3 separate regions of the Homo sapiens genome follow, and all the other regions are linked to region 2. Evidence: chromatin loops called from intact Hi-C (ENCODE). Cell type or tissue: A673. All regions are shown on one strand. Each heading gives the region's core, and the rest is flanking DNA. Links, peaks and the distances in the headings are about the cores only.

Region 1 (10,222 bases), core at 6,460-8,959, 210 kb after region 2:
GCTGTAGCTTGGACCACAACAACTGCCTTTCTCACCACAGCAAAGCACTGCCTCATGGAACCCTTAATCAGTAGATTCTGACTTCAGAAAGAAGGGTTCCCTTAGCAAATCCCTAATTCCTGCCTTGAGCTTTCAGATTGGCTACCTTCAACCTAAACTCAACCCTCTCTCTTTTTTTTTGAGATGGAGTCTCACTGTGTCGCCCAGGCTGGAGTGCAGTGGCACGATCGTGACTGACTGCAGCCTCAAACTCCCAGGCTCTAGCAATCCTCCCCCCTCAGCTTCCTGAGTAGCTGAGACTACAAGTGCATGCCACCATGCCTGGCTAATTTTATTTTATTTTATTTATTTTATTTTTTTTTTTTTTTGACACAGAGTCTTGTTCTGTCACCCAGGCTGGAGTGCAGTGGCCTGATCTCGGCTCACTGCCATTTCCGCCTCCCGGGTTCAAGCGATTTTCCCAGCTCGGTCTCCAAATAGCTGGGATTACAGGTGTGTGCCAGCATGCTTCGCTAATTTTTGTATTGGTAGTTGAGACAGGGTTTCTCCATGTTGGTCGCAAACTCTCGACCTCAGGTGATCCACCTGCCTCGGCCTCCCAAAGTGCTGAGATTACAGGCGTGAGCCACCACACTTGGCCTAATTTTTAAAAATTTTTGTAGAAATGGGGTCTCACTATGTTGCCCAGACTCATCTCAAACTCCTGGGCTCAAGCGATCCTCCTACCTTGGCCTCCCAGAGTGCTGGAATGGCAGGCATGAGCTTCCGCACCTGGCCTCCTGCCCACATCTTGATCTCAGACTCTGGCCTCTAGAAGTCTAACTGTTCCTTGAAGCCCCCCATTTTCGGTACTTTGTCACTGCAGCCAGACATCACTCATGCATCCCCAATATCCATTCCCCACCTCCCCTTTTAGCGGCCACAGCAAGCCCCAGAGGGAACTACATTCCCCAGCATCCCTTGCAGCCTGCCCTGGCCATGTGACTATATTCTGGCCAATGAGGATAGAGCAGGCCACACCTGGTGGGCCCTGGATGTCAGCGAGGGGGTTATATGTCCTTGGTTTCTGCCCCCTGGACCTCACACCCACAGCCAGAGCTGGCGTCGAAGACCACCCTGGTCCCATGTCTCTCCACCTAACGCCCTCCGGGCCCCACCCCACCATCCTGCCCCTCTGACCTCTCCCAGCCTTTCCACTCGGACGGAGTCCATGCCTGGCCAGAACTTGCAACTCTCCCTGGCCTCAGGGCCCCTGCCTGGCTCAGCCGCAGCCCTCCCACCAGGCTGCCTCTCCCTCCCCTCAGCACCCTCCCCAGGGCCCCACGTCCCTGCAGAGCCCCGGCCCCCAGGACTGCCATTCTCTTTATGCCTCCACCAGGTCCTCGAGGACAGGAGCTGGTGGGTCTCTTGCTGGTGTGGGGCTGTGGTACCAGCGGGTGGCCTGGCATGGAGGAGATGCTCAATTAAAAGAACGGAACAAAGGGTCCGGATGTGGTGGCTCACACCTGTAATGCCAGCACTTAGGGAAGCTGAGGCCAGTGGATCACCTGAGGTCAGGAGTTCGAGACCAGCCTGACCAACATGGCAAAACCCCATCTCTACTAAAAATACAAAAATTAGTTGGGCATGGTGGTGCACGCCTGTAATCCCAGCTACTCCGGAGGCTGAGGCAGGAGAATCGCTTGAACTCGGGAGGCGAAGGCTGCAGTGAACCAAGATCGTGCCATTGCACTCCAGCCTGGGTGACAGAGCGAGACTCCATCTCAGGAACAAAAAGGATGGAATGAAGGACGAAAGGATGAACAAACATTTCCGGGAGAGCGCTGACAGCGGCCGAGGCTGCCCACCTGGACCTTCAATGATGTGGCCGTGGGCGGCGTCCACGGGACAGAATCTCCCCGTGACTAGCACCCACTAGTTTCATCCCATGGGGGTGTGTGTGGGCCTGGGTTGATGGGGTCCTGGGGGGACAGGGTCCTGCTGTGAAGCTGGACTTAGCCTAGAGTGTAACAGGAAACCCCAGAGGGCTTCTGCAGGGGCCACCAAAACACTGAGCTCACTTGGGGAGGGTGGGGAGACACGGAGAGTCCTGGAGTCAGGGGCTGGTGGAGGGGAACGCTCAGACCCAGGAAATCGTGTGGGAGAAAACGGACAGGATGTGGACGAGGGAGGGGCTACCATGATGGTGGACACCCCAAAAATGGTGAGCAGGATCTCAGGAGACCCTGCAATGTGCCAGAACACCCCCGTCCACAGAAATGGAACCCGAGCCACAATGAATGGGCCACACCTGCCATTTTCAATTTTCTAGTAGCTGCGTTTAAAAAAAGTAAAAAGAACGAAGCGAGAGCCAGGCACGGTGACTCATGCTTGCAGCCTCAGCTACCTGGGAGGCTGAGGCAGGAGGATCACTTGAGCCCAGGAGTTTGAGATCAGCCTGGGCAACATAGCAAGACCCCAGTTCTACAAAAAAATGCCTGTAATCCCAGAATTTGGGAGGCTGAAGCAGGAAGATCGCTTGTGTCCAGCAGGTCAAGACCAGCCCGGGCAACAGAGTGAGACCCCATCTCTACAAGAAGTTAAAAAATTAGCCAGGCGTGGTGATGCACGCCTAGAGTCCCAGCCACTTCGGAGGCTGAGGTGGGAGGATCGCTTGTGTCCAGCAGGTCAAGGCTGCAGTGAGCTATGATCACACCACTGGACTCCAGCCTGGGCAACAGAGCAAGACCCTGTCCCAAAAATAAATAAATAAATACATTTTTATAATTGCTAGCCTGATGGCTTCTTTTCATCTTAGAGACCGCGAAACCCCCAACAGCTGCTCTCGGCTACCAGGGAAAGGGCCTTGTTGAAGTGCAAAACTGAAGCAGAAAGTCTTTGCTTCCACGCCCGCCCCTGCAGGCCGAGTCCCTGTCCTCTGGGCCTCCAGGCCACTTAGTGTTAGACCCAGCCTCCGTCCCGCTGGCCCCAAGGGTGGCTTTCTGGGACTGTGTCCCCGGGCCTGCCTCTTCTGCTCTCCTCGGCTTTCAATTTGCTGTGACTTGTGTGACTGCATCCTTCTCCCTCTTAAATATTTAAGGTGGCCGGGCGCAGTGGCTCACACCTGTCATCCCAACATTTTGGGAGGCCAAGGCGGGCGGATCACCTGAGGTCAGGAGTTCAAGACCAGCCTGGCCAACATGGTGAAAGTCTTGTCTCTACTAAAAATACAAAAATTAGCCAGGTGTGGTGGCGCATACCTCTAATCCCAGCTACTCGGGAGGCTGAGGCAGGAGAATCACTTGAACCTGGGAGGCGGAGGTTGCAGTGAGCCGATTGTGCCACTGTACTCCAGCCTGGGCGACAGAGCGAGACTGTCTCTCTCTCTCTCTCTCTCTATATATATATATATATAATATTTAAGGTGGCAATTCTTAAAATGGGAACATGCATCTGCTGAAATCCCTCCGCCGTCCCTGGTATATCCTCGGACCTTGATCCCAGCCACCGCCTGTGTGCAGATGAGGCCAAGTCCATCTTGCCAGGCACTGACCCCGGGCCTGCTGCTCCTGCTCACAAAACCAATCGCCCCTTTTCTGGAAAGTTCTCCCCCGTAAGTCGAGACTAGAAATGGCCCATATGGAAATATAATGTTGTTAAAACCACTGATTAAGTTTTACACAACTGTGTGAGAGCAAACGAAAAGGTTTTAGCTTTTTAATTTAAGAAAAGAGGAATGTGATATAATTTCAATTTGTGATAAGATGAGATGTTCTCGATATTGCAGTTTCAATTGGATTATATCCTAACGTGCTTTATAAAGTGTCAGGCCGGCTGCCGACGAAGGGGTGTGTGTGATTATCTTTATTAATAATCCGGTGGGCTGGTGTTTTTTCTATCCGTCTTCATCAGTGTTTCCAGCCCACCTGGGAGACCTCGTTAGCGCAGAATCCAAAACCGTGACCTGAGACGGCAGGGCTGTGATCGTCACGGCAGGCCGGCCCGGGGGGAAACACCTAGGTGGACCGACAGACAGACAGATGGGGTGTCAGGACCCATCACAGCCAGCCAGACAAAGGCCTCTGCCGGGAGGGTCCCCGGGGAGCAGGGCCCTGGGAGTCCAAGCTCCAGACCAGTAGGAGCCAGGGCAGCTTCAGGGTGAGGGAGGTTCACCCAGCAGGAGGCCCGCAGACAGGAGCAGGGCCCGGACGTATGATCTGGCTGTGCCCCTCCTGGCGGGGTCTGCAGGGCCGAGGGGGCCACCCAGAGCTCATGTCCACCTCCCACCTGATGCCCCAGCACCCGGGACCCCAGAATTCCCTGAGCGCACACCCTGAAACCCCCTTCGAGTCCTCCTGAGGCCTTCCCAGCCCTGGCGTGGAGGCTCCCAGGCCCGAGGTGGGAGGCTCCTCCCTCCCAAAGCTAAACAGGGCTTCCGGGGAGGAGAAGTGGGGGGAGCTTCGGGCTCAACTCTCTCCCGGGCCCCACAAAGGTGAGGGTGGGCCTGGCAGGGAATGGCCGCTGGGGAGCAAGCCTGCATGGCAGCCGTCAGCCTCCTGCGTCTCAGGCTCCAGAGGAGACCCCTTCAGCCCCCCTGCGTCTTGGGCTCCAGAGGAGGCCCCTTCTCCATGATTCACCCGAGAGAAGCAAGGCATGGCTGTCCCTGGGGTCCCCGTGAGGCCTTGGAAGGACGTGGAGGGGCAGGAAGAAGCCAGAAGACACAGGAAAAGCTCCTCCTTCCCAGACACCCTCACAGCGGCCGCTCGAGGTTGGAAGGAGGCCAGGCTGCAGAGGTGCAGGCCACAGACATTTCTACCTGGGGGTAACTGTGGGCTTCCCAGAGCCCCCCCACCCAGGGAGCCCCCCAACTGGGGCCGTGCAGCAGAGCCACATGGGGGGCCCTCACTGGGAGGAGTCTGAGCTCTGCTCCCTGCCTCCTCCCAGATGGAGGCCAAGGCACAAGAACCAGGCCCTGCCCACTCCTGCCATGGGGCCCTGGGCACTCCGTGACTCAGTTTCCCCTCCTGTCACAGGGACAGGGTGTTGCCCACGACTCCCTAGTTTCTGTGAGGGGCTTCATGGCACAGGGCGTGGCCATGCCCCCATCGGAGACCCCTCCAACTCTTGCCCCAGCCAGGAGCAGCCCCTCTGTCCCCACCCCAAGCTGGGCCCACCTTGGCAGGCTCAGGGACTGGGAAGGTCCCTCCCCTCTCTGGCCTCAACACCCTCCTCTGAAAACGGGTCTGGGGGTAGCTGAGGTGCTGTGGGAAGGGCCAAGCCAGTTCCTGTGCATCGGGGCGGGGCTGGAGCAGGAGGCCTGGGCAGGGCAGATGGGGCGGCAGGGGTGAGGGGGCCCCACCATGGAAGCGGCTGAGGTCTGCTCTGCATGTCAATTCCCCGCTCCCTGCGGGGCAGACCAGCTATGACATTCCCAGGCCCCGGCCGGGACCCGCAGCTTACACAGATCAGGGTGGGGGGCGGTCTTTGGGCCCGGCCGGGCTGTGCTCATCACTCGGGGCCAGGGCCAGGCTCCCTCTCTGGGCCCCAGGGAACAGGGCAGCCCCCCGTTGTGGGATGCCCGGAAAATCCCCCAAGAGACGTTGTGCTCTCTTCCCGAGTCCCTCCCTGTCCCTCCCCTGCTCAGCCCAAGTCTGGGTAGGGCAGGAGGTGCCTGGTGTGTGCCCGCTGGCAGTGGCTCCACTGCCCACCCCACGAGACCTGATTCAATCCTCCCACCCCGGGCAGGGCAGGGGCAGCCCCGGGGGTCCCACAAGTACGAAACCAGTCAGGCTCAAGCAGGTCTGTCTCCCTGGACCAGTGGACCAGGTAGCAACCCTGGGCCAGGTGCTAGCCCCCTTGACAGGTGAGAAGACTGAGTCCTGGAGTGGCGTTGAGCCCTGGTGTCATTCATTCATTCAACAAATCCTCATCAGGCTCCTGCCGTGTGTCAGGCACTGTTCTAGGCGCTGAGGATGGCGTGGCAGAAAGACGGAGGAGCCGGGACCTCCGGAGGATCCGTCACAGAGAGGAAGCCCAAACAAGCATCTAAACATAGGTGCGTTCCGAGTGTTGGCAATAAACCAGGGTGGCCGTGTGCTCACGCCTGTCATCCCAGCAGTTTGGGAGGCCAAGGCAGGAGGATTGCTTGAGGCCAGGAGTTCAACACCAGCCTGGGCAACATGGCAAAACCGTGTCTCCACAAAAAAAAACTTTAAAAATTAGCCGGGCGTGGTGGCGTGCGCCGGGTGTCCCAGCTACTCGGGAGGCTGAAGTGGGAGGATCACTTGAGCCCAGGAGGTCAAGGCTGCAGGGAGCCGTGATCACGCCACTGCACCCCAGTCTGGGCAACAGAGTGAGACCCTGTCTCTAAAAAGAAAGAAAGAAATCAGGGTGAGGGGCAGGAGCTTCTCCGAAAAGGGCAGTTAAGCAGAGATAGCAGGATGCCAGCTATGTGGAGTGCAGGGGCCCCAGGAGCAGGACCAGCAAATGCAAACGCCCGTGGCCAAGGCCCGGCAGCCGGAGCGGAGGGGGCAAGGGTGACAGAGGTGAGGCTGGAAGAACTCCTGGGAATCAGCCCAAGCCTGCCCTGGCTTCGCAAGGGGTGAACACAAGTCCCCACCAGCTGCCCCCACCCTCCCACAGACCAGTGCCCTGTAATGGCTGGGCTGGCCCCCTGTGCCCGGCCTGGAGGGGCCACTCAAGTCCAAGTCCAAATTCCAAGCATCCCAGTGGAGACTCTGCTTGGTCCAGCCTTGCCTCCCTCCTTGTCCCTCCTGACGCAGCCACACGGGGCCAGTGTCAGCTCCCCACCCCAGAGCTCACCAGAAGGACCACACCGGTCCCTGAGCCCAGAACACTCCTCAATCCAGCCCTTGCTCCCCAGACCTGAGGCTGTAGTATTGAGGCCAGTGCAGATACAGGGGCCGACGGGGATGTGGGTCAGGGAACAGCTCTTCCCCTTCTCTGCGGCCCCACCCACCCCCATATCCATTCAGGAAGACTGGCTGTTCCTAGCCATGTCTGTAGAGAGAAAGCCTCTGATGTGCATGGACTGCCTGCCACGTGCACAGGCACGAGACGCTGGCCCGGAGTCTCTGGCAGGTGTGGGTGACGTCCAGCCAGGCCACTGGGGAACTGCGTGCCTCTGCCCTCCCTGAAAGTTGTGAGGGGTCATCTAGGGTGGGTGGGGCCCGGGCTGAAACTCTTCCACATTGGGGTTGGGGCAGCCTCTGCAGGAGCCGGGCGGCGGCGCAGCCAGCCCCACCTGTGCCCGAGTGGCTGCTCAGGGGTTCCCACGCCCATCCTCACAGCCTCCTGCAGCACAGGCAGCACAGGCATCACAGGGCCTGGCCAACGCCCATGGCCCCAGGGCTGCGTTCCTGCCTGTCTCTCCATGATGGTGTCACCGGGGTCTGCAGGTGCTGGGCCCCTGGTGGACAGCAAGGACATCCCGCAGGGCTGGCTTAGTGCCTGGCAGACCTGACCACTTGTTGCAGGGGCTCTGATCACTGAGCACCAACTGTGTGCCCAGCCTGGAGCGCACCTGGCACCCCAGGGCTGCTTCTGAGGTCCCCAGATGCAGGGGGCTGATGGTGGGGGCGGAAGCTTCCTGGCCCTGCGGTGGGACACCCCCAGGTGTGAGTCCACAGCAGGACCGAGCCCCAGGTGCCCACGCCCCTAACTTGCTGGACAACACTCCCTTCCCGTTCTGGTCTCAAAAATGCTACGCAGCCCCCTGCCCTGGCCCCGCCTCGCTTGCTGTGTGACGTGGGAGAGCCGTAGCCCTCTCCCAGCCTCAGTTTCCCTGTCTGAAAAACGGAGCTATTCCAGGCTCCCGGCTGCCCCTCTCCACTAAGTGGCTCTCTGCCTCCCCCTGGTGGTGAAGAGGCCACACTGCCGCGGGTCAGGCCTTACGACGTGAGCACGGGGCTGAGATCCCAGGGGGACCCACGGGGCTGAGATCCCAGGGGGACCCACAGGCTCAGCTCCGGGACCCGGTCCAGACCGCCCTCCACGGCGTCATGCTCCTAACACAGCAGAGGCCCTGGGGCTTCTGCTCAGAACCACCCCAGGCACCCAGTGCCTGAGGAACGAGGCCACCTCGCTGCACCTGGAAGGTCCCTGCCGGCCCAGGTCCTGACAGAGCCCCTCTCTCTCCATCACCCGCTCCGCCTCACCTGACCCTGACCCCGGCCCCGCCCCAACCTGCCCCACCACACATCTTCAAGCTCCCAAGATCACTGCCTATGCTGTTCCTGCAATAGGGCACACCCTGCCCATCCACCGAGAGACCCCTACTCCTCGACACCCAGGTGAGACCCCCCCCTGCAGAAGTCTCCTGGGGGCTCCAGGGTCCCACTGCTGCCAGCCACTGCCTCCCAGTCCTCGGAGGGCACAGGGAGTTTCCACCAACACACTCGGTCCCAGTGGCCTGACTCCAAGAGAGGCCTCAGGGCCAGGCAAAGCACGACCCCGTTCCCCACTCATTGCTGTGTGCAGGTGACCCATGGCCTCATCTGGGGGAGCCCCTTTCCCTCCACGGGGGCCCCGAGTGGCTGGCAGAAGCAGGGGGTACAGAGGGAGGCAGCGGGGGTCTCGCTGTCAGCAGAGGGCAAGAGAGCACCTCCGTGCTCCTCCACCCTCATCACTGCCCGAGGCACACCGGTGGGCCCCTCTCATCCTCACACGGCCCCCAGGCAGCCTATGTCACCAAAGGCTCAGAAAGGGCAGTGCCCTAGCCCGAGGCCAAAGAGCTGCCAGGAGCAGAGCTGTGACTGCAGAGGCTGTGCTCCATCCGTGCACCCCAGCCCACCCTCTCTTCCATGCCCCACACCCAGCTCACGTTCCAGGAGTCTTGAGACCCTCAAAGGCACAGTGAAGGCCATGGAATGCCACAGGCCTGCCCAGCACAAGCTCCCCAGGGCCCACGCGCACACGGCAGGGGCTCCAGGCTCTGAACCTGCTCTGGCCCTGCTGGGACCCGTGGGGTCCCGACCCCCCCAGCCAGCAGGTGGAGAACACTGGTGCTTTGCCATGGCTGAGGGTTCCCCAGGACCGCCGCAGAGGCTCCTACAGCAGCTGAAACAGCGCAGCAACAAGCAGCTGAGGCCCGCCCCTCCCCGCACAGATGGGCAAACTGAGGCTTACAGGGACGCTGCACTCCTGACTCAGCGCTCCTCCCACGACATCCACTCTCAGTGGGGGTCAGAAAGGATGGGGCACCCCACATCCCGCCCTGGCCACCAGGAAGTCTCCCTGACCAGGGGCCACTGCTTACAATCCCCCATCCCAGCCCCAGTCCTGGGAGAACGAGGTCACAGCTCTCAGGCCACGGATACATGGCGACCCAGCACCCAAAGTCTCCAGCCTGTACCGACGTCTCCTCTGAGGCTCCCACCAGCCCATCTGTGCCAGGAAGCTATGAAAGGGCCCACCTTCGAGGGCCAGGCCCTGAGAGGGTCGGCTCCTGCCCGAGGCCACAGAGCACGTCCGTCCTGCAGGCAAGAGCTGGGAGGCAGGCGAGACCCCAGGCAGGTGCGGGGCCGCCCAGGGGCACCGAGGCAAACACGGAGGCACGTAGGAGTCCGGGGCCATGTGGTCGGTTTCTTTATTGAGACCACAGACGGTAGCGCAGGTCCCTGCTGTCCACATGCCCCTTGTAGGGACAGGAGGCCCTTCCCGAGTCCAAGTCCGAATGCCGGGTCCGGGCCGAGCCCACGGCCCCGAGTACAAGTCCGGGTTCCGGGTCCGGGCCAAGCCCATGGCCCCGAGTCCAAGTCCGGATGCCAGGTCCGGGCCGAGCCCACGGCCCTACTGGCTACTACTGGGAGGGGCTGCTTTTGCTTTTTGGTGACCAGATCTTGGACAAGCGGAACTTGGACTTCTTCCTCTGGAGGCCTAGGGGACAGGTGGACAGTGAGGCCGTGCTCAACGCCGCAGCCGCACAGCCGTGGCCCACACAAGTCCCCCTGCCAGAAACATCCTTCCCTTCCACTGGCCACAATCCGCCCTGGGCCTCCGAGCCTGCAGGAAGCCCTGTGCCCTCCCACGTGAGAACCTGCCCCGACTGGGTGCCCCGGAGGGCTGGTCCCCACCATGACCACACGGTCACCAGCTGCCCCTGGCTCTCTTAGGGGCGGGAGGGAGCTCTCACCCTCAGGGTGAACCTGCCTGTCCTGTCACCAAGGCTGAGGGGGGGACCCGATACCCGCCCCCCCCCCACCCCCAGCTGGAGGCCCGGTCC
Region 2 (10,222 bases), core at 4,710-7,209:
CAAAAATTAGCTGGGTGTGGTGGCACATGCCTGTAGTCCCAGCTACTCGGAAGGCTGAGGCAGGAGAATTGCTTGAACCGGGGAAGTAGAGATTGCAGCGAGCTGAGATTGCACCACTGCACTCCAGCCTGGCAACAGAGTGAGACTCCATCTCAAAAAAAAAAAAATTGTGTCTAGGAATGAAAGCTGTTTGCAGCAAGCCAGAGAGAGCAAACAGCTCTCAGGTTCCTGTGTGGGGCCTGGAGACACCCCTGGTGGCTGGGGCAGGCGGGAGAACCGGGAACCTGGGAGACTGAAGGTTTAAACTTCTCTGCCACCTTGGCCCTCACTCACGACGACACCGGTGAGCTCCAGTTCGCACTCATGACCAGTTCTCACACATGACCCTAACTGGGATGTAATTTCTTCTTGCAGACTTGCTGCATATCTCTGTAGACAGATGTCCTATCCCCATCACCCCCGGAACTCACTACCCATGGACTCCTTAACTTGAGGTTACTGTGAACCATCTCAAGTTTCTTGTTTTTCTCCTGGTGGGTGGAATTTGACTGACCTCTGACTCTGTAGGAAGGTCAAAGGCAACAGGAACATTATTCCTTTAGCTATGCCTTTGTTTATGAAATCTTCAGAGCAATTTAGCCACCCTCTGACTGTCACACATCCCTGGGCAGGAACGAGTTGATAAGATGGGAGGGGCCTAAGTCATAATGGAGCAGGGGGGACGTGGGAAGAGCTCCCTTCCGCCCTGCCCCTCACCCCTGCCTCAGTTTGTCTGTGTGTAAGTAGCTGGAAGGGCTCTGCTGAGAATTAATTAACAAATGTCCATTTAATGTTTCTGGGGTAAGTGTCCCTTGGCTACTGAGCAGTGTTAAATAATTGCAACCCTCAAATGACGAGCCATCGTGTCTCTGATCTGGGGGGTGAAAGCGTTGTTACGTGTCTTTTCACAACGACTTTATTTAACGAGAGCTGATCTTTGCAATTTGGTTTATTTTCTCTATCCCTTTTAATTTCAGACTCAGGGGTTATTAGCAGATAACTGCTCATTTCTGCTGTAAATCAAGAAAATACTCATTAGAAGCCCAACGTTGAGATTGTCAGGAGCCGGGGCTTGTAAAGAACTGGGGGGAGGGCAAAATCTAGTGTGAAAATAGGCTAAGTTCAAAAGTATTTTTATTCAGGGAAAACGAAATGGCATTTTCTGAACTGAGCAACCTCTTAAGTTTTTTTTTTTTTTTTTTTTTTTTTTTTCAGACGGAGTTTTGCTCTTGTCACCCAGGCTGCAGTGCAGTGGCGTGATCTCGGCTCACTGCAACCTCCGCCTCCCGGGTTCAAGTGATTCTCCCACCTCAGCCTCCCGAGTAGCTGGGATTATGGGCACGCACCACCATGTCCAGCTAATTTTTGTATTTTTAGTAGAGACGGAGTTTCACCGTGTTGGCCACGCTGGTATCAATCTCTTGACCTCATGATCTGCCCGCCTCAGCCTCCCAAACTGCTGGGATTACAGGCGTGAGCTACCGCACCTTTCTCTTAAGTGTGTTAAACTCCAAATCGAACCTGGTAAGGTAGTAGGAGGACACCAACCCAGCAGATACGGAATTGAGTCCTCAAGACCAGGGAGTGGCGGGGACGAGTAGGCCAAGAGGATCCTCCCCAGGGACCCCTCGGGGGCCGAGCTGGCCACACAGGAGGGGCCGGACTGAGAGGACAGTTGTGACCTTCAGCATGCTGGCAGCCACCCTGCGCCCACAGAATGCAGACACTGCCAGCAGAAGGGGCTGGGGAGATATGAGAACATGTCTGTAGACTCTGAAAAAAACAAGAGTGCTGATGTTTAAACCATATGGCGGGGGCTGAGGACACAGGGACGCAGAGCTCAGCTCCTGGTCCTTCCCCGCCTCCAGTTCCCAGGTAGCATTTCTTCCCTTGTTTCTTTCTCTCGTGTTGATCACAGGAGAAAGTATTTTCAGTCCTCACCCCCCGTTTCCTCATTTTATACTCCTTTCCAGACGGTAGGATCTCTTCTTGCAAAATTATCCTCGCCTAATCCATGGAGACAGAAAGTGGATTAGTGGTTGCCGGGGGCTGGGGGAGGGAGCTGGGGACGGAGAGTGACTGCTAATGGGTGCCAGGTCTCTTTTCGGGGTGATGAAAATGTTCCAGAACTGGATAGGGGTGGTGGTGACGCAGCTCTGGGGATGTATATACAGATGCCGAATTGTATGCTTTAAAAGGATGGATGTGATGGTGCCAGTGATATCTCAATAAAGCTGTTATTTTAAAAATAGGCCTTGGCCGGGCGCAGTGGCTCACACCTGTAATCCCAGCGCTTTGAGAGGCCAAGGTGGGTGGATCACGAGGTCAGGAGATCAAGACCAGCCTGACCAACATGGTGAAACCCCATCTCTACTAAAAATACAAAAAATTAGCCAGGTATGGTGACGCATGCCTGTAATCCCAGCTACTCAGGAGGCTGAGGCAGGAGAATCGCTTGAACCTGGGAGGCGGAGTTTGCAGTGAGCTGAGATCCCGCCACTGCACTCCAGTCTAATGACAGAGAGAGACTCCGTCTCACACACACACACACACAAAATCAGCCTTGCCTGTTGTTACAGTCCTATTACAATTGCTGAGACTGCGTGTCTTCAGCCTCTGGGTGGGAACTCACGTGAAGTTACTCCAGTGGTTCTGTGAGTTGCCCTCAAAGCTTTAATTCACCCCTAGCTTTTGCCTGAACACTCGTACAAGTTGGCCAGTATGGAAGACCCCCTGGTGTCCCATCCAGAGTCCACGTGCTAAAAGCTGCATCTGGGGCAGACACAGGCCTTGGATTTCTTTTCTTTTTTTTAGACAGTCTCACTCTGTTGCCCAGGCTGGAGTGCAGTGGTGTGATCTGAGCTTACTGCAACCTCCAACTTCTGGGTTCCAGCGATTCTCCTGCCTCAGCCTCCCGAATAGCTGGGATTACAGGTACCCACTACCATGCCTGGCTAATTTTTGTAGTTTTAATAGAGACAGGGTTTCACCACGTTGGCCAGACTGGTCTTGAACTCCTGACCTCAGGTGATCTGCCCACCTTGGCCTCCCAAAGTGCTGGGATTACAGGCGTGAGCTACTGTGCCTGGCCAGGGCTTGGATTTCTAAGTTGTCAAATGGGTTTATAAAAATCCTGTAGCAGGGCCAGGCGCGGTGGCTCACACCTGTAATCCCAGCACTTTGGGAGGCCGAGGCAGGCAGATCACAAGGTCAGGAGATTGAGACCATCCTGGCTAACACGGTGAAACCCCGTCTCTACTAAAAATACAAAAAATTAGCCGGGTGTGGTGGGCGCCTGTAGTCCCAGCTACTCAGGAGGCTGAGGCAGGAGAATGGTGTGAACCCAGGAGGTGGAGCTTACAGTGAGCCGAGATGGAGATCGCACCACTGCATTCCAGCCTGGGAGACGGGGTGAGACTCCGTCTCAAAAAAAAAAAAAAAAAAAAAAAAAAAAAAAAAAAAAAAACTCCAGTAGCAGAAAAACTGAAATGTGACTTGAGCCCCAGTCAAAGGGAGATAGGGAGACAGTGAAGACCCTGCTCTTTCTGAATCCTTAGAGCCCACCAGACCCTCTAAAAGGAATAATACAAAGACCCTCCTTTCACCAGATCAGCCGCAGGAAATGGCAGAACTCCCAGAATTGGGCCTCTGGTCCAAGGAGCGCAAGGGTGGAGCATGGAGAGGCCCATCAGGCATGGGAGGTCCTGGCAGAGGGGACTGGGAGGTCTGCATCGGCCTTGCTATGCCCTTTCTTGTTCTTGCAACTTCCTAATTTCAAACGTTTAATGAATTTGAAAAACAAGAAGATAACCCAGGCTGAGTTTGACACTGGAACCCCTTCACCCAGCCTGGACACAAGGTGTCCCCATCCTCCCGGGGACCAGCTCGGCGTCTCCTAGGATGGCTCTGCAGAGAGCATTGCAGAGTCATAGGACAGAAAATAAAAACAGGTCAGTGCTGGGTGAAAAAAGTTTTCTCTGAGCTGGACTCCTAGACTACACTGGCTAAGCACCCATGGGCATCTCAGCACCAGCTGGACTAATGTGAGGCCTCCTGCTGAGGTCCCAAGCCCCGCTTCAGAGAACAAGCCCCGCTTCAGAGAAAGGTGACCTTCGGGTGGCCTGTAGGATGACACTCAGGTGACCTCCACCTTCCTCCTGCCACAGCGGTCAGAAGAAGGCAGCCCTGGGAGGACCCCTCCGCCCAGGAGAGGGAAGATGCAGGCCGCACTGCAGAGACAGGCGGCTTGGAGGCTCCCCTCTGCCCCCAGCCCTCTCCAAGGAGCTGCCAGGCGTCAAGCTACTGCACAGGTCCCAGGGAAAGCCTCGACCCCTTCCTCTCCCATGAGCAGTAGTCGAAGAGGCTGCACGGAGGTCCCGGCCTCCGTGAGGGCGGTGGGTTGGAGAGGGCGCCTGGGGCCTCAGGACCCTGCTCCCTCCCGGGATTGTGGGTTTCCTGCCCCAAGGGTTTCGCGGCGTGGGCATGAGCGCTGGCATCTGCGCGCCCTGAGGTTCGGCCGCTGCGTGGCCTTCTCCGGGAGGTGGGGGGAATCCGAAGAGGTCCCACCCCAGGTTCGGTTCCCGGCTTCCTGGTCTTTGTTTACCAGGCTCCGAGGAGGACCTGCCTCTCTCCTCCCGCAGCCCTGGGCCCCCCACTCGACAGTTTCACATCCAGGGAGGGACAAAGGGGGACGCGGCCGGATTAGCTTTCGCAGCGCGCGGTGCGTTCCCGGGGTGCAGCTGCTTCGGGGCCCCTGCCAAGGCTCCGGCTTCTGCAGGCGGGACTCGGGCTCGGGCCACCACCGCGAGCACTTTCCTGGCCAGCTCCGTTCCCGCCCCATCGGGCCGGGCCGGGCCGAGCTGAGCGGGGCGCGGAGACCGCGGCGGACGGTGGGGAGAGCGCGCGCGCGTCCATCCGATTTCAGGCCTTTGTTGCCGGAGCCTCGTGCCGATGGGTTAATGGGGCAGAAGAGATCGGTGAAGGGCGACAGAAGCGGCCTTTGAAAGAGGGTGTCAGCGCGGGGCAGCGAGACAAAGGCCAAAACACACACGGGCGGAGAGGGACAGATGGGGACGGGCGAGGGAAAACAATTAGGCCGCAAGTGCGGGGGCGGGGCGCGGCTCCATCGTTTTCCAGTTAACCAGGCCTGGCCGGCGCGGGCCCCACGCCCCAGGCTGGAGCGGTGCCGAAGCGCAGAGCAGACCGGCTTCTGCTGCGTGCGCGAGTCCTGCACCCCGGCCTGCACCCCGCCCTGACCCCTCCACTCCGTGCAGGGGGTGGGGGCAGAAGGGGGCAGGGGAGAGGGAGGGAGGGATGGATGGATGGATGGATGAGTGAGTGAATGAATGAATGAATGAATGAATGAATCCCCCTGCCCGTAAATAACAGAAGAGCTGCGTCCCGGTGCCGGGGGTTGGAGCGGAAGGAGGGGCAGGGGAGAGGGAGGGAGGGATGGATGGATGAGTGAGTGAGTGAGTGAGTGAGTGAGTGAATGAGTGAATGAATGAATGAATGAATGGATGAATCCCCCTGCCCATAAATAACAGAAGAGCTGCGTCCCGGTGCCCGGGGTTGGAGCGGAAGGAGGGGCAGGGGAGAGGGAGGGGTGGATGGATGGATGAGTGAGTGAGTGAGTGAGTGAATGAATGGATGAATGAATGAATCCCCCTGCCCGTAAATAACAGAAGAGCTGCGTCCCGGTGCCCGGGGTGGGGGCAGAAGGAGGGGCAGGGGAGAGGGAGGGATGGATGAGTGAATGAGTGAATGAATGAATGAATGGATGGATGAATGAATGAATCCCCTTGACAGTAAATTACAGAAGAGCTGCGTCCCGGTGCCTGGAGTGGCGGCAGAAGGAGGGGCAGGGGAGAGGGAGGGAGGGAGGGAGGGATGGATGAGTGAGTGAGTGAATGAGTGAATGAATGGGTGAATGAATGAATGAATCCCCCTGCCCGTAAATAACAAGAGCTGCGTCCTGGCGGCTGACCGTAGCCACCCCGTGTCTCCCTGCGGGATGACCTGAGAGCGTTTCCTGGAAGCCGCGCAGCCCCTCTCCCGGCCTCCACCATCGGGGCCGCTCACCCTCTGGGGACTCTGGCCCCGGGACCCCGGGATCCAGGCCCGGTGCGCGCGGCTCCGGCCCCGAGCGCGCTGTCCAGGCTGGATCCCCACCAGGCGGCGCTGCGCCCCTCCGAGCCCGCCCGGCCGCGCTCTGCAAACCGATGCTGTTTAATTAACGTGCAAATTGAGTAGATTAAATGACTCTAAATAATTAGCCACAGATCCTACAAACAGGATAACAGATTTAATTAAGCAGCGATATAGATTTTGGAAACTGTTAATGTATTTTTAGAATGGCAGCTCAGATCCTTCACTTTTCCCCCCTAACTTCAAACATGTAACTACGGCCCTCCGAACGTGGATAAATATCTGGAAACAAGATTACGCCTGTTAACTTCAACTAATAGAAATGTGGGTTTAACAGGAACTTGCACGGCTCCGGCGCCGGCGCCGCTGCAGCCCGCGTGGCCCGGGCCGGGCCGGTTCTGTTTGGCTTTGTTGTTCTTGGTGCGCGCGGTCTGGCGCCTGGGCCCTGGGCAGAGAGGGTCAGAACATACAGGAGGAAGGGGAAGGGAGAAGGTGAGTGAAAAATACAATCCAATTTCATTATATCAATCACATTTAATTGGCAATTTGTACGAGCAATGACCGGGCTGGCTTTAGGTAAAACTATTAGACGACAGGCGGATGTGCTACTAAAACTCTTGGTTAGTTAATTAGTGTCTGAACTGCGGAGGGAAAGGATCCTAGATTTACTCTCTACAAAGAGAGAGCAGCCCAGACAATTCATTAGGCAGGCGGCTTGTAAATTAGAGCTAAGTTAACCTGATTTCCCTTAATTAAAACATCTTTTCTCGTTTACGATGTGGATATAAGTAGATCTCCAGGGTTTTGAATTTTCTGCAACAGCAGATGGTCAGCTAGAAGCAGATAATAGTTAACGCTTTCTCTCTACCAGATCTGAACAACGTGAGCCGCCGGCCCATCTGAGGATTAAAAGGAGCCATAACAAAGAGTGTTAACCCTTCGCAGTCTTCCAGCTCCCCAGACTCCAAGGGCGGAGCTGCCCCTGGCCTGGGGGCACCAATAGGGCACCGGTGACCAGGACTGCAGATCCCCTGGACCTCTGAGGCAGAGGGAGAGGGGCCTGGGGTGTCGGGGAAAGTGTCCACGGGCTGTCCTCCGGCGAAGGGGGATGTTGGGAGGAGGGACGCTGACTGCTGCCTGGTGGGCTGGCACAATGAGGTGGCCGCCCCAGACTTCCACAGATGGGGCTCTCAGTGCCTGGCCACTGCCTGTCCCGCCAGCCCTCTGCTTGTCACAGCCTGAGCGACTTTTCCTGTGCCCTCCGGCCTCCAGCCCTAGCCCTGGTGCTGGGGCCCAGCCTGGGGGCGAATGGCTGGCCTGGGCCCAACGGACCTTCACACCTTCTCACACTGTGGGCTGGCACCACCATATAGCTGCTCCCTGGATTCTGGTACCCTCCGAGAGGTGTGGGGAGGAGACCCTGCAGCTGTGGGGACCGTCAGTGGGGTCCTCAGCTGTCTGCTGGTCTAGGTTTCTTCCCTAGTGCAAGAGGACTGGAGGCCTAGGGCCTAGGAGCTTTTAGGCCAACCTCCCCAACAAAGTCAGGCAGGGCCTGGGAAGGGCTAGCGGAGGCTCAGAACATCCCCCTGAACCACCTTCACGGGCTCCCACTGAGACCCAGGCCGGTGTCCATGGCCACAGACTTCAGAGGAGCTAGCGCGAAGGCCAGCTCCGCTTAAAACAACAGAGGAAGGCCCCCCGCCGGGCAGCCCCTTCTCCTCCTGGCCACATTCTGCCACTGGACCCCAGCTGAGTAGCTGGGAGGCTCCGGTCCCTCTGAGCTGGCAAGGCCCCACCGCAAACACAAAGCCGGCCACATCCCTCAGGCCCCTGCCTGCCTCCCCGCCCTGGGAGACCTGTACCCCCACCTCAGCCTGGGTCCGTGGGACCCGCTTTGGCCTGCACCCCACCTGGAGGCCTGGGGCTACCATCTTGGTGGCGTGGGTGAAAGAAGCCACCTGGATCCCGGCCGGGGAACTTGGCCCAAGGGGACTTGGGCTCTGGCCGTCTAGTGGGGAGGCGAGGCGGTTACAAATGGCTCACAGGAGGGTAACGCGGCGCAGATTGAGTTTATAAAATACAAGGCAAACACTGGAGCTAAAATTTTATTGTTGATAAAATATTAACCTCCTTATTACTTTCATCGCACTTTCAAATAAAGCACAGCAAATTAGAAGCAGCCTCTGAAACAAATCCATGGGTGATTAAATCAGGGGATGAGTTAGGAGAAGGGGAAAGTTGAGAAAGAGGAAGATGGAGACTGGGGCGAGGGAGGGGAGGGAAGTGGCAGGCGTGGGGAGGCAGCCTGGGGTGGAAATGGGAGAGGGGCCCTTCCTGGCCTGCCCCGGGAGAGAAGGCTGCAGCAACTCCCGGAGGAGTGGAAAGGCGAGCGGTGGGAAGTGCAGGAGAGAGAGAACTCTGCAGGAGGGAGCTCTGGGGAGTGCAGGGGCGTGAAACAAGGAATCAGTCGGGAGCAAGACGTCTTCAGAAACGGGGGTGTGTGGGGGGCGTAATAAAAAAGCTTTCTCTTGTCTCTTTGTATTGGGTGACATGTTGGAGGTTTTTTTGTGCCTGAAAAAAGTTATAAAATTTGGATTAAAATCTTCAGGCCTATGGGTTGCCTCCTGCCCCTCAATGAAGAATTCTAAAACTGTTTTTACCAGCAGAGAAATGAAGCTGATTTCCAATTCAAATCTCCCGTCTCCCTCTCCCTCTCAGCACTCTGAAGGTGTTGCAGAAATGAAATGGGGGTTATCTGAAGATTTGGTTACATTTTCTCTCTCATTGTGTTAAATTACTAAATTGAAGTTTTATAATAAGGAATAAGTCAAATTGCAAACCCCCATCAAATGGAGCTGTGATTAACAGAAAATGCAGGCAGCGAAAATGCAAATGGCTCCGCACAAAGAGCTTCTCACAAATTGGCGTCACCATTTCTCAAATTATATCATTACTATATTTTGAAAATGTTAATCTGTTGAGCGGATTTCCCGGGGGAGTAGAGTAAATTAGTTCCATTTCCGAACTGCCTCTCTGCTCTGGCACCGAGTCGACAAGCACCTCCGATTTCCTGATTACAATTAGACTCCTGATTTGGGCTCCTTCAAGCATTGATAATTTTCGGCATATTAAGCACGTTTTAGCAAAGGTGATAAGTCAGTTTTAATTGAAATGAAATTATTATTCTGATGGAAGTTTGGTTATTATTATTAAAAAGGCACACTCATTTCAGATTCAGGGTTTTTTAATGCAAGAGAAAAAGATTTTTGAAGGGCATTAGGGTGTCAGGATTGAACGAGGTAATTTGAAGCGAATTACTTTTTTCTTTCTATCAGAAATGAAGTGAATTAAAACTCAAAATCAATCGCCTTCACGTCCCTGCCCCCCCCACCTCCTTCTCTACTCCCCCTTTTGCTTTGACAGAATTACAATTATAGATAATTATGGAGGGAAGTTTTAATTGTCCGGATTAAGAAGGATACAATTTTCCGAGGATCAGAGGGACGTTTTGAAAAGTAGTTTCCTCATAAAATCAAATCAAAGGTTCCAGTTGTTGAAAACATCAACAAAATCTCTTTGCTGGTTAATTGGAATCTCATCCAGTTCAGCAGCGGATCAAATCACCTCCAACAATTAATTTAGATTTAATTCTGTAATTATCAGCAAATCGAGTAATGCGCAAGTTAATTTAGATAGTTAAAAATTAACTTGCGTGAAGTTAATTGAGTAATTAAAACCCTCAACTGCCGCCTATTAATTTGCTAATTAAAAATAAATTTGATTTTGTGTAATTTAAAGTAATATTGACATCAGTGTTGGATGGGCGATTTTATTAGTTTTATCTGGATGGGGAGATGGCTGCAGACACCTGCTTAGACGGCCCCGGGGCTGGCGGGCCAGAGGGGGAGGCGCTCCGGCCGCCCCCGACCCGGACCCGGACTCCGGGCCCCCAGCTGGGCCCAAGCGCAGGAGGCCGGTCCTCACGGTGCGCCCGGGAAGGGAAGGGCCGAGCGGCCTGGAGCTGCCAGAGGCCGCG
Region 3 (10,222 bases), core at 2,757-5,256, 140 kb after region 2:
TCTGTCGCGGGTGCCCATGGTAGCTGGGGCCAGCCCTCTCCCAGACAAGGGGCAGGCACCAGGCCTGAGGTGGCTGACCGGACACAGGATCACCAGCCTTTACCTTGAGCCACAGCAAAGGGGTAGAGGAGGATGGGGCCTCATGCGCCGAGCAGCGCGGTGACACAACCCTGGTCCACCTGTCCCAACCGCAAACTCCTGCCAGCTTCCTGCTGCACACCTCGCCAGGGGCCCTGTCCCACCCCTGCTCACCAGGGTCTTCAGCTTCCTGGGGCTCATTAACCACCATCCCTTCCTGAATATTTTTGGCTCCAATTAGTCAAAGCTGGTTTTTGTGACTTTGAACCAAAGACCCCAAAAGACACAGCACAGGGAGTGAGAGGAAGGCACGTCACATGCTCTGCAGCCAGGCTGCATGTCTGTTCACCTGAAAAGAACCTCCTGAGGCCCCTGTGTGCCAGGCACTGTTCTAGGCACTGGGGGGATGGCAGAGAACAAGGCAGACACTTGTCCTGAGTGTGCGTTCTACTGGGGCTGGCCAACAAGGGATATGTAAACCACAAATAAATTAGGCAATTTTAAGTAGAAAAGATACTGAGAAAAACGTCCATTAGGAAGGTACATTCTAGGTATCTACTGCTGTCCATCAAACCACCCCAGACTAAAGCAGCGATCATCTTACTGCGCTCATGAACTCTGCAGGTCCAGTTCAGCCTGGGTGCAGAGGATGCCTGCTCGTGGCACCTGCACGTCACTGCTTGAGCTTCCTCACAACATGGTGGCAGGGTTCTGTGGGCAGGTGTCCCAAGAGGACAGACAACAGCCTTTTATGACCTAGCCTTGGAAGTCACTTAGTGTCATTCTGCTGCAGTCATGGCCCCAGATTCCAGACGAGGGAAGATCACCTCCATGTCTTGATGGGCTGGGACCAAGGTCACATGGTCGGAAGAGCACGGGGGAGGGGAAATGCTGCTGCAAGGCAGGGTGGCAGGGTGGCAGGGCAGGCCCCTCTGCAGAGGTGACAGCAGTGGCCAGGAGAAGCCGACTGAGGCCCAGGAGGGTCCGACTGAGGACAGGTAGGGGGTTGGGTTCTGTTCTTATTGCAGTGGGGTGTCCCCTGGATGCCCCACCTTGTGCTGGGCTCTATTCTAGGTCCCGGGGTACTGAGGCAAGGAAGACCCAGTCCCAACCTCAGACCTCATGTCCAGAGGAGTCAGAGAAGCAAAAAGGCGCAGTTCAGGCTATTTCTCTTGGGGTGCTCTGGGCTGCAAAGGACGGAACACCCAGCTCAGCTCACTTGGCTGAGCAACTCAGGGGCTGGGGGGCCATAGCCAAGCAGGCGGACGCTGGGGAGGGATGCTCGATGCCAGGGGGTTCTTGCCAAGCTGGACGTGTATTCATTAACCCCTCCCACCCCATTCTACAGAGGAAGAACGGAGGTGCAGGGAGGTGAGATGGTCGCCCATGACCACAGCTAGCTACAGGCCTGAACTTGCACCCGACACCCGGCTCCACAATTCTTGTGCCTTGATCTGCCTTGGGGAGGGGTGTGGGGTCAGAAAAACACCTGGGTCCGGACGCCCCCAGCCAGTGAGCAGACCCCACATGCACAGTCTCTGCTGACAAGACCCTCGTGCTCTGTAAACGCAGGGCTGCCGTCAGCCAGGCATCCCCGGGGAACCAAGAGGCACACACAAAGCCAGGCAGTCCCAGGGGAGGCCAGCGGTCCCAGGGCACCCAGCCCTGCCCTCCTCAGCTGCCTGCGGGTGCCCTCGGGGCCTGGGTCTGCAGCCCAGATGCATATCCTATCTAGCATCAGGACTGGGCACAGAGAGGTTGCAGAGCCTATCCAGCAGCTCAGGCTGCTTCCCCTACTGTGACCTGATGGAATGCCAGGAAGCCCCAATGCCACCCCTTCAGGCCTGGATCCTGCCCCCGGGGCCCCCACATCCCAGCCCTCCTTCCCAGGAATCCCCTGCTGAAGGACCCCCTTCATCCCGTCCCTGCATCCTAGACCCCACCCTGTGGGAGAGAAACTGAAACCCAGGAAGTTGAACCGTTTGACTGGTGCAGAGCTGGGACACTAACCCAGGATGCCAGCTCGGGCCTCAGCCACACTCGCCGCAGATGCCACCCCTAGCCCTGCCAAGGCCCGGCGCAGACCCTCCCAAACACACACAGCGGGCTTTTATTAAACTTCCTTGTTAATTGCACAAGTAATGCACCAATACATCTGGAGTGAGTTTTAAAACAAATCCCAGACACCATATCATTTCGCTCATAAATACTTCAGTATACAAATGGGGCTTTAAATAATTTGCTGTTTAAATGATGTTTTTTCTCCCGTGAGCAACAGAGTCCATGCTTACAGGCCAGCCGAGGCAGGAAGGCTTCACCCAGGCCGGGTGGCGTCCCGCTCTGCCCTCGGCCGGCTCCGTGCCTGGGCCGTGTTTGTGCATGCGTTCTCTACCATACAGATTTCATTTTGCACCTTTTCTTCTCTTGAGTTCCACATCAGCAATTCCCCAGTGCTGCTCCCAGCTCGAGAAATATCCATCCCAGAGACCTCCTTGGACGCTGCTGTTAGGCTCAATTTTTCGCGGCTATAAACACTGACTGCCCTGAACATCTTTGAGCAGGAGGCGCTGTATGGTTTTCGGATCATTCTCGGAGGAGGGGTTCCCAGACGCTGGACTCCACAATCAAAGCACCCGTCCCCAAATTGCTTTCCAAGAAGACACAAACACTGTTGAAATCCTCGTAAATCATGGTTGTTGGGCAGAGGGGGGTGTGTTCTAATGCAGAGGTCACTCAAGCAGGGGGTGGTGGGAGCACACAGGAGCCAGTCTCCAAGGCCACCAACACCACCTTGCCCGTGGGGGTGACTGAGCACGTTCTTCTGCCTTTCCAGCCTCAGTTTCCCCATCTGTCAAGTGGCCACGGGTTTGAGTGTGCGGCCGACCCTGGGAAGATGGCTCTCCAGGCCTTGGTGGAGGCCGTCCCCAGCCCCAGAGGGAAGACGCGTCTAGCAGTGCCCTGTCCACCTCACTGCCTGCGCCTGCTCTGGAGGAATTCAGAGAGCGCTGGGGAGGGGCCTCCCACCTCTGCAGGGATTGAAGTGTGTTTGTTTTCATTCCCCCTCCCCAGGGCCTCAGCCCTGCCCCCAAGGGAGAAAGGCAGCTTTGCAGAACCCAGGCAGGAAAGCAGAAATCTCAGGGCCCAAGGCCCCCAGCCTGCATCTCTCCCAACCTGCTCCTTTCTGGGGGCCAGAGAGGGGGTGCCACCTGCCCAAGGACACACAGCACCTCTGCGGCAAAGCACCTCTAATCTGCGGGTTCTCTGGTGTCTGAGATCCTGTAACAGGATCTAACCCCATACAGCAGCCCCCCCGTTCCTGAGCGGCCTCCGGTGGCAGCACCTGCCAAGGCCCCACCTCCGGCCCCGTCCTTCCCCAGGCAGGGGCGCCCAGCAGCCGTTTCACAGATGAGGAAACTGAGGCTGAGAGGACCAAGGCTCTCCCCAGGACACCCAGCCGGGCTCTCAGCCAACCAGCTGAACCCCGGGCTGCGCTCTCCCCGCCCCTGCCTGGCGAGTGCAGATTCCCGCCTATTTTCCGACACCCGCCTGCAGAGGAGTCGGGCGCCAGATGGGATCGAACCCAGCAAGGTGAGAAATCCGGGCGGGGTGGCAGATGGGGAGGCCTTCCCCGGGGAACTCCAGGAGAGGGGAGGACAGCGAGGGCCCCGGGCGCGGCCTCTCGTGTGCCCCCAGCCGCGGGGCGCAGGCCCGCAGCCCCCCAGGGGCGCCGCAGCTGTCACTCCGCGGTGAGTGGCGCCATCCGGATCGGAGATGGGCGCGGCTGCATCGCCCCAGGGTAGGAAGCTCATCTTCGGAGACCGCGCGGCTCCGAGCGACCAGGAACGCCCCCTGCGGGCTGCGGGCGGGAGCGCGGACCCCGGCCCATCCCGGACCCCGCCCACCGCGGACCTCACCCATCCTAGGCCCCGCCCATCCCAGACACCGGCCCATCCCTGACCCCGCCCGTCCCTAGCCCCGCCCACCACCGACCCCACCCCTCCAGACCACGCCTATCCCAGGCCCTGCCCACCGCGGACCCCGCCCATCCTGCACCCCGCCCACCACGGACCTAGCCCATTCTTGACCTGACCGGCAGCGACTCCAGCCCATCCTGAACCCCACCTACCGCAGATTCTGCCCGACCCAGCCCACCTAGGACCTTGGCCCACCACGGACCCTGCCCATCCCGGACCCAGCCCACTGTAAGCTCCGCCTATCTCGGACCCCAGCCCATCCCAATTGCCGCCCACTTCATGGTCTCCAGCCACCGCGGACCCCACCCACCGCAGGCCCCGCTCACCGCAGACCACCCCCCAACATCGGCCCCCCCACCCCCACACTGATCCATCGCCCACCTCCGACCCCACCCAGGCTGTCTCAGCCGATGGCCCTGGGACGACTCCAGCACTAATTCGCTGAGGGTCCCCCCACCTCCAGGGCGCCCATTAACCTAAACATTTGTGTGCATTTAATTCCATTTTACAAACGAGGAAACTGAGGCCCGGAGCGTTAGATCACGTGCCCTACTAGGTGGGGCTAGCTGAGACCACTGCGACCCCAGGCAGCCTGTAATGGGATTGCTCCCCCAAAAGGGGCCCTGCTGTGTGGGATATGAGATGGCGGGCAAGGCGGGCAAGGGATTGCAGGCACGTGCTGTGGTGTGGCTGGTGAGGCTGGATTAGCAGGACCGGACCAGCTCATGTGGAGGGGCAGTGTGGATGGTGCAGTGTGGTGAGGGTTGCCCTTCCTTCCTTTGGACAGGGCAGTGGGGAGGTGGAGGCCGGGACGGAGACCCCAGGAGCCCTGGGGACACTCAGGCCAGGCACAGACACTGCCAGGTTTCCTGGACCCCTCCCCATTGCACCTGCTTCGTCTGCAAACTGCTCCCTGTGTGGGCAGAGAGGCCCTGGGGGTGGTCTGGGAGTAGAGACGGAAAACCCTGAGGCTCCCACAGCCAAGCCCCTCCCTGCAGAGAGGGGGCTTCAAAGGTGTGAGACGACAGAGGAGAGGTTGGCAAAGCGCCCCACATCCCCTTCCCTGGCCCACCTCCTCCCAGGGAGAGAGGAAGATGGAGAGGCAGAGAAACCAAGAGAGACAAGGGGGCCAGATCCCAAAGGGAAATGCAGCTGGACAGAGGCAGACAGAGGGACGGGACGGAGAGAGTCAGCGGGAAGAGGTTTCAGGGGAAGATTTTCAAGTTTTTCCTTGGGGTATTTGCACAGAAGGTTTTTAATCTTTGCTGGAACCTGCCTGTGGCTCTGCCCACTTCAGCCAGCAGTGACCACCATGTGACCCACGCAGAGTCGCTGGGCTCAACCCTCCCTGTCAGCCCCAGTGTGGATATGAGCATGGATACCGATAGTTCTGTCTCATGCAGGGCTGGGGCGCTTGGGAGGCTCAAGGCTCCAGCCCAGCCTTGGGAGTCCAGCACAGCCAAGCCAGCCAGCTACACCTGGCCTGGGCCAGAGCTTCGATCATGCAGCCTGCAGAGCTGTGGAAGTGCAGAGGCAAGGAATCGTAGAAAGGATTTTGGAAGTGACATTGACCTCCGCTTGAATGCTTCTGCTGACGGGGAGCTCACTACCTCCAGAGACAGCCTACGTTGTCTCTGGGCATCTCTATGAGTTAGCAAGCACATTCTCATTTTTAGCGGATTCTGTCTCCCTATCACCACCACCTCCCACGTCCAAACCCTTCCCCATGGTTTCCACCAATGACCCCTGGAACCACACACACCGCACACATTTATTTGACAAACATTTATTGAGTGCCTACTGTGTGCTGGACCATAGGCATGAACACGGAGATGAGGCCAGACCTCTTGCGGCTGTCTCCTTAGAAACTGAGGCATGGAGGGAGAAGGGACCCTCCAGGCCTGCACCGCCAAAACCAGAGGAGGCAGAGAACACGCCTCACCTCTGCATCTCCTGCGTGTCAGACCTCAGCCATCATCCCAACAACGTGGTGGGGGGTGTCATGATTATCTTCAATTTCCAGATGAGAAAACTGAGGCTCAGGGGGTCACGGCCCTGGGTCGGGCACCATGCAGGCTGCAATGAGCCATGCCTTGTCTTGGCTACATGATGGGTTTAGGGGTGATCACATGACCCAGTTCAGGCCAGCGAGTCATCAGTGAAAGCAAAGCTGGCCCCCTTTTCCTCTGGATTCAGTTCTGGTCTGGAGCCACGGCAGCTGTCTTGCCATCATGATGGCACTAAGAAAGATGCCAATGGCCGGGTGCGGTGGCTCACGCCTGTAATCCCAGCACTTTGGGAAGCCGAGGAAGGCAGATCACGAGGTCAGGAGATCGAGACCATCCTGGCTATCACGGTGAAACCCTGTCTCTATTAAAATTACAAAAAAAAAAAAAAAACAAAAACAAAAAATTAGCCAGGCATGGCGGCATGCGTCTGTAGTTCCAGCTACTCGGGAGGCTGAGGGAGGAGAATGGCGTGAACCCGGGAGGCAGAGCTTGCAGGGAGCCAAGATTGCGCCACTGCACTCCAGCCTGGGCGACAGAGCAAGACTCCGTCTCAAAAAAAAATAAATAAATAAAAATAGTTTTAAAAAAAGAAAGACACCAACACAGAAAACATCAGAACCAAGAGACAGAAAGACGCTGGGTTACAATGACATCATATGAACTCGGGGAACCCGCCGCTCCTGAAGCTGGTGCCCCTTGGATTTTCACACAAGTGAGAGAACAGATTCCTTCTTTGGCTTAAGCCAGTTTGAATTGTGTTTTCTGTCACCAGCAACCTCAAGTACCCTAAGTTCAAAGAGTTTACTGTCCACAAGAAGAGTTTATTGTCCATAAATAAATGGACACTTGTAAGCATCAGTGTGTGAGTGCTGAGTGGTGGTGGGAGGGCAGGGAGGAAGGCGGGGGCTACGTGCTATTATAACATCTGCTAACACTTATCCCACACAAAGTAAAGGGGTGCACATGAATTAGCTCACAGGATCTTTTTTCTTTTTTTTTGAAATAGTCTCTCTCTGTCACCCAGGCTGGAGTGCGGTGGCATGATCTTGGCTCACTGCAGCCTCTGCCTCCCGGGTTCAAGCGATTCTCATGCCTCAGCCCCGCAAGTAGCTGGGATTACAGGCACAGGCCACCACACCCAGCTAACATTTTTTTTTGTATTTTTAGTAGAGATGGGATTTTGACATGTTGGCCAGGCTGGTTTTGAACTCCTGACTTCGAGTGATCTGCCCACCTCGGTCTCCCACAGTGCTGGGATTACAGGCGTGAGCCACTGTGCCTGGCCGGCTCACTGGATCTTTACAGCAACCCTATGACATAGATTCTGCCAGGATCCCATATCTGAGGATAAATAGTGCTAGCTGCTATGTAAAACAGCCCATCAAAGGCCGACGATTTAACAAAACAGAAGTTTATTCCTTGCTCTTGTCCAGAGCAAGTAGGCGTTTCACAGTCTGCAGGGGTTCGGGGTCCTGAGCTGAACATGTAGGGGGTTCGGAGTCCTGAGCTACTTCCCACATGGGGATCCACCCTTCCTCGGGGACCCGGAACCCACTGGACCTGCCTGGTTGGCCAGTGAGGAAGGAGAGCGGAGGAGGACTCTTGGGAACTCTGAGAAGACTTAGGAGACAGGTCCGAAGTGGCTTCTGACACTTCTGCCCACATTTCATCCACCACAGCTCGCTCACATTTCTGCATCTATCTGCCCAGGAGGCTCGGAAACGTCATCTACCTGGGCCCCCAGGAAGCAAAGAAAAAGGTCTAGTTTTGCTTTGAGAGGTCAACAGGAGACGTCCAAGGTCGCACAGATGGGACAGGACTAAAAGCCAGGCACGACACTTCCGCATAGCTTTCCCTGCACCCTCGGAATCTCTCGAGTGGACTCTCTCCGGGCAGGGCAGTGGCCTGGGGAGGTTGGTCCTTCTAACTCTGGGACGGAGAAACATGAGAATCATGTCAATCATATCACGAGGTACTTGTTGATCGTTATTGCATGATCACCTCCGATTTTCTGACTGGTGCCCTGTTACCTTTAAGTGACTTTGTTGACCCAACCGGTTAGGACTTTTTTTTTTTTTTGAGACGGAGTCTTGATCTGTCACCCAGGCTGGAGTGTACTGGGGCAATCTTGGCTCTCTGCAGCCTCCACCTCCCGGGTTCAAGCGATTCTCCTGCCTCAGCCTCCCAAGTAGCTGGGATTACAGGCTCCCGCCACCACACGCAGCTAATTTTTGTATTTTTAGCAGAGACTGGGTCTTCACCATGTTGGACAGGCTGGTCTCAAACTCTTGACCTCAAGTGATCCGCCCACCTTGGCCTCCCAAAGTGCTGGGATTCCAGGCATGAGACACTGTGCCCACCACAGTTAGAATTTTAATCTGGGGCAAAGGTGGTGGTTTTAAGGTTGTTGTAATTATAAGATGCTGATTTTTTTTTCTCTTTAGGACATAAGCCAGATCAGAGGACCTCCTTTTCCTAGTGGGAGCTTGTATGAGTCTGTTCTTACAAAGCTATAAAGAAATACCTGAGATGGGGTTAATAAAGAAAAGAGGTTTAACTGATGCACGGTTCCACAGGCTGTACGGGAAGCATGGCTGGGAGGCCTCAAGAAACTCACAGTCACAGTGGATTGGAGCATGTCTTTCGTGGCTGGAACAGGAGGAAGAGGGTGAAGGGGGAGGGGCCACACACTTTTAAACAGCCAGATCTTGGGTGTGATGGCTCACACCTTTAATCCCAGCACTTTGGGAGGCTGAGACAGGAGGGTCACTTGAAGCCAGGAGTTCAAGACCAGCCTGGGCAACAAAGCAAGACCCTGTCTCTCTCTCTGTCTGTTTTTTTTTTTTTTTTTTTTTTTTTTTTTTGCTTTGTTGCCCAGGCTGGAGTTCATTGGCATGATCTCGGCTCACTGCCACCTCTGCCTCCTGAGTTCAAGCGATTCTCCTGCCTCAGCCTCCCGAGTAGCTGGGATTACAGGTGCCCACCACCATGCCTGGCTAATTTTTGTATTTTTAGTAGAGACGGGGTTTCACCATGTTGGCCAGGCTGGTCTCGAACTCCTGACCTCAGGTGATCCACCCGCCTCGGCCTCCCAAAGTGCTGGGATTACAGGTGTGAGCCGCCACGCCCGGCCCTGTCTCCTAGTAAAAATAAATTAATGAAAAAACAAACAAAAAAAACCACCAGATATCGCGACAGCTCACTCACTACCACGAGGACAGCAAAGGGGAAATCCACCCCCGTGATCCAATCACTTCCCACCAGGCCCCGCCTCCAGCACTGGGGATTAGAGTTCTGCCTCTGGTCTGGGCAAGGACGCAAACCCAAATCACATTGACTGGCCTGTCTGTTGCAGCGGGAGCGAGCCTGTCTTGCGGGTCTCCTTCTCGGCTCAGACACTTTCTTCCTCTCTCTTTCTCTCTCTCTCTTTCTTTCTTTTTTTTTTTTTTTTTGAGACAGAGTCTTACTCTGTCCCCCAGGCTGGAGTGCAATGGCACGATCTTGATTCACTGCAGCTGCCACCTACCAGGTTCAAGCAATTCTCCTGTCTCAGTCTCCTAGATAGCTGGGATTACAGATATGCGCCACCACGCCCGGCTAATTTTTGTATGTTTAGTAGAGACAGGGTTTCGCCATGTTGGCCAGGCTGGACCTGAACTCCTGAGCTCAGGCAGTCCACCCACGTTGGCCTCCCAAAATGCTGGGATTACAGGCATGAGCCACCACGCCCAGCCTGACACTTTCTTTCTTTCTTTTTTTTTTTTTTTTTTTTGAGACAGAGTCTTGCCTGTCGCCCAGGCTGGAGTGCAGTGGCGCGATCTCCACTCACTGCAAGCTCCGCCTCCTGGGTTCACGCCATTCTCCTGCCTCAGCCTCCCGAGTAGCTGGGATTACAGGTGCCCGCCATCACGCCTGGCTACTTTTTTGTATTTTTAATAGAGATGGGGTTTCACCGTGTTAGCCAGGATGGTCTCGATCTCCTGACCTCGTGATCTGCCCGCCTCGGCCTCCCAAAGTGCTGGGATTACAGGTGTGAGCCACCGCGCCCGGTCCTGGCCCGACGCTTTCTAACGAGACCCTCATTGGTTTGTTTCCTTGGCTTTCCTCTGCTCTCTGAGTGGACGTAAACTCCGCCCATGAGGGCAGGAACCGTGCCTGGTA

What was found. A loop is a pair of places that touch in the nucleus more often than their neighbours do. Peaks named below come from ENCODE experiments on the same cell type or tissue, not always from the same donor. Only the 100,000 strongest peaks of a DNase experiment are listed, where the experiment ranks them.
Region 1: it touches region 2 in a loop (3-fold over the local background); 38 of 110 quality-filtered maps call a loop at or near these places.
Region 3: a loop joins it to region 2, with 7 times the contacts of the local background. A loop is called at or near these places in 3 of 110 quality-filtered maps.

What each region holds. Positions count from the first base shown.
Region 1 is chr7:1,424,797-1,435,018 of GRCh38, forward strand. MICALL2 (MICAL like 2) reads right to left here. Exons shown (of 17, transcript NM_182924.4): 17 at 9,563-9,876. The coding sequence ends at 9,800. Among named protein-coding and RNA genes, the nearest start is that of MICALL2, 30 kb to the right of the region's middle. RefSeq lists an enhancer at 3,747-4,302. In A673, for the core only: CTCF peaks have their summits at 7,855 (motif pointing left) and 8,055; a DNase peak (open chromatin) is centred at 7,855.
Region 2 is chr7:1,219,467-1,229,688 of GRCh38, forward strand. No RefSeq gene overlaps it. Among named protein-coding and RNA genes, the nearest start is that of UNCX, 8.3 kb to the right of the region's middle. RefSeq lists a silencer at 3,707-4,001 and an enhancer at 6,052-7,216. In A673, for the core only: a CTCF peak has its summit at 6,213 (motif pointing right); DNase peaks (open chromatin) are centred at 6,230 and 6,985; H3K27ac peaks cover 836 bases.
Region 3 is chr7:1,365,292-1,375,513 of GRCh38, forward strand. No RefSeq gene overlaps it. Among named protein-coding and RNA genes, the nearest start is that of MICALL2, 89 kb to the right of the region's middle. RefSeq lists a silencer at 3,951-4,070 and an enhancer at 4,866-5,390. In A673, for the core only: a CTCF peak has its summit at 3,928 (motif pointing left); a DNase peak (open chromatin) is centred at 3,940; H3K4me3 peaks cover 694 bases; H3K27ac peaks cover 659 bases.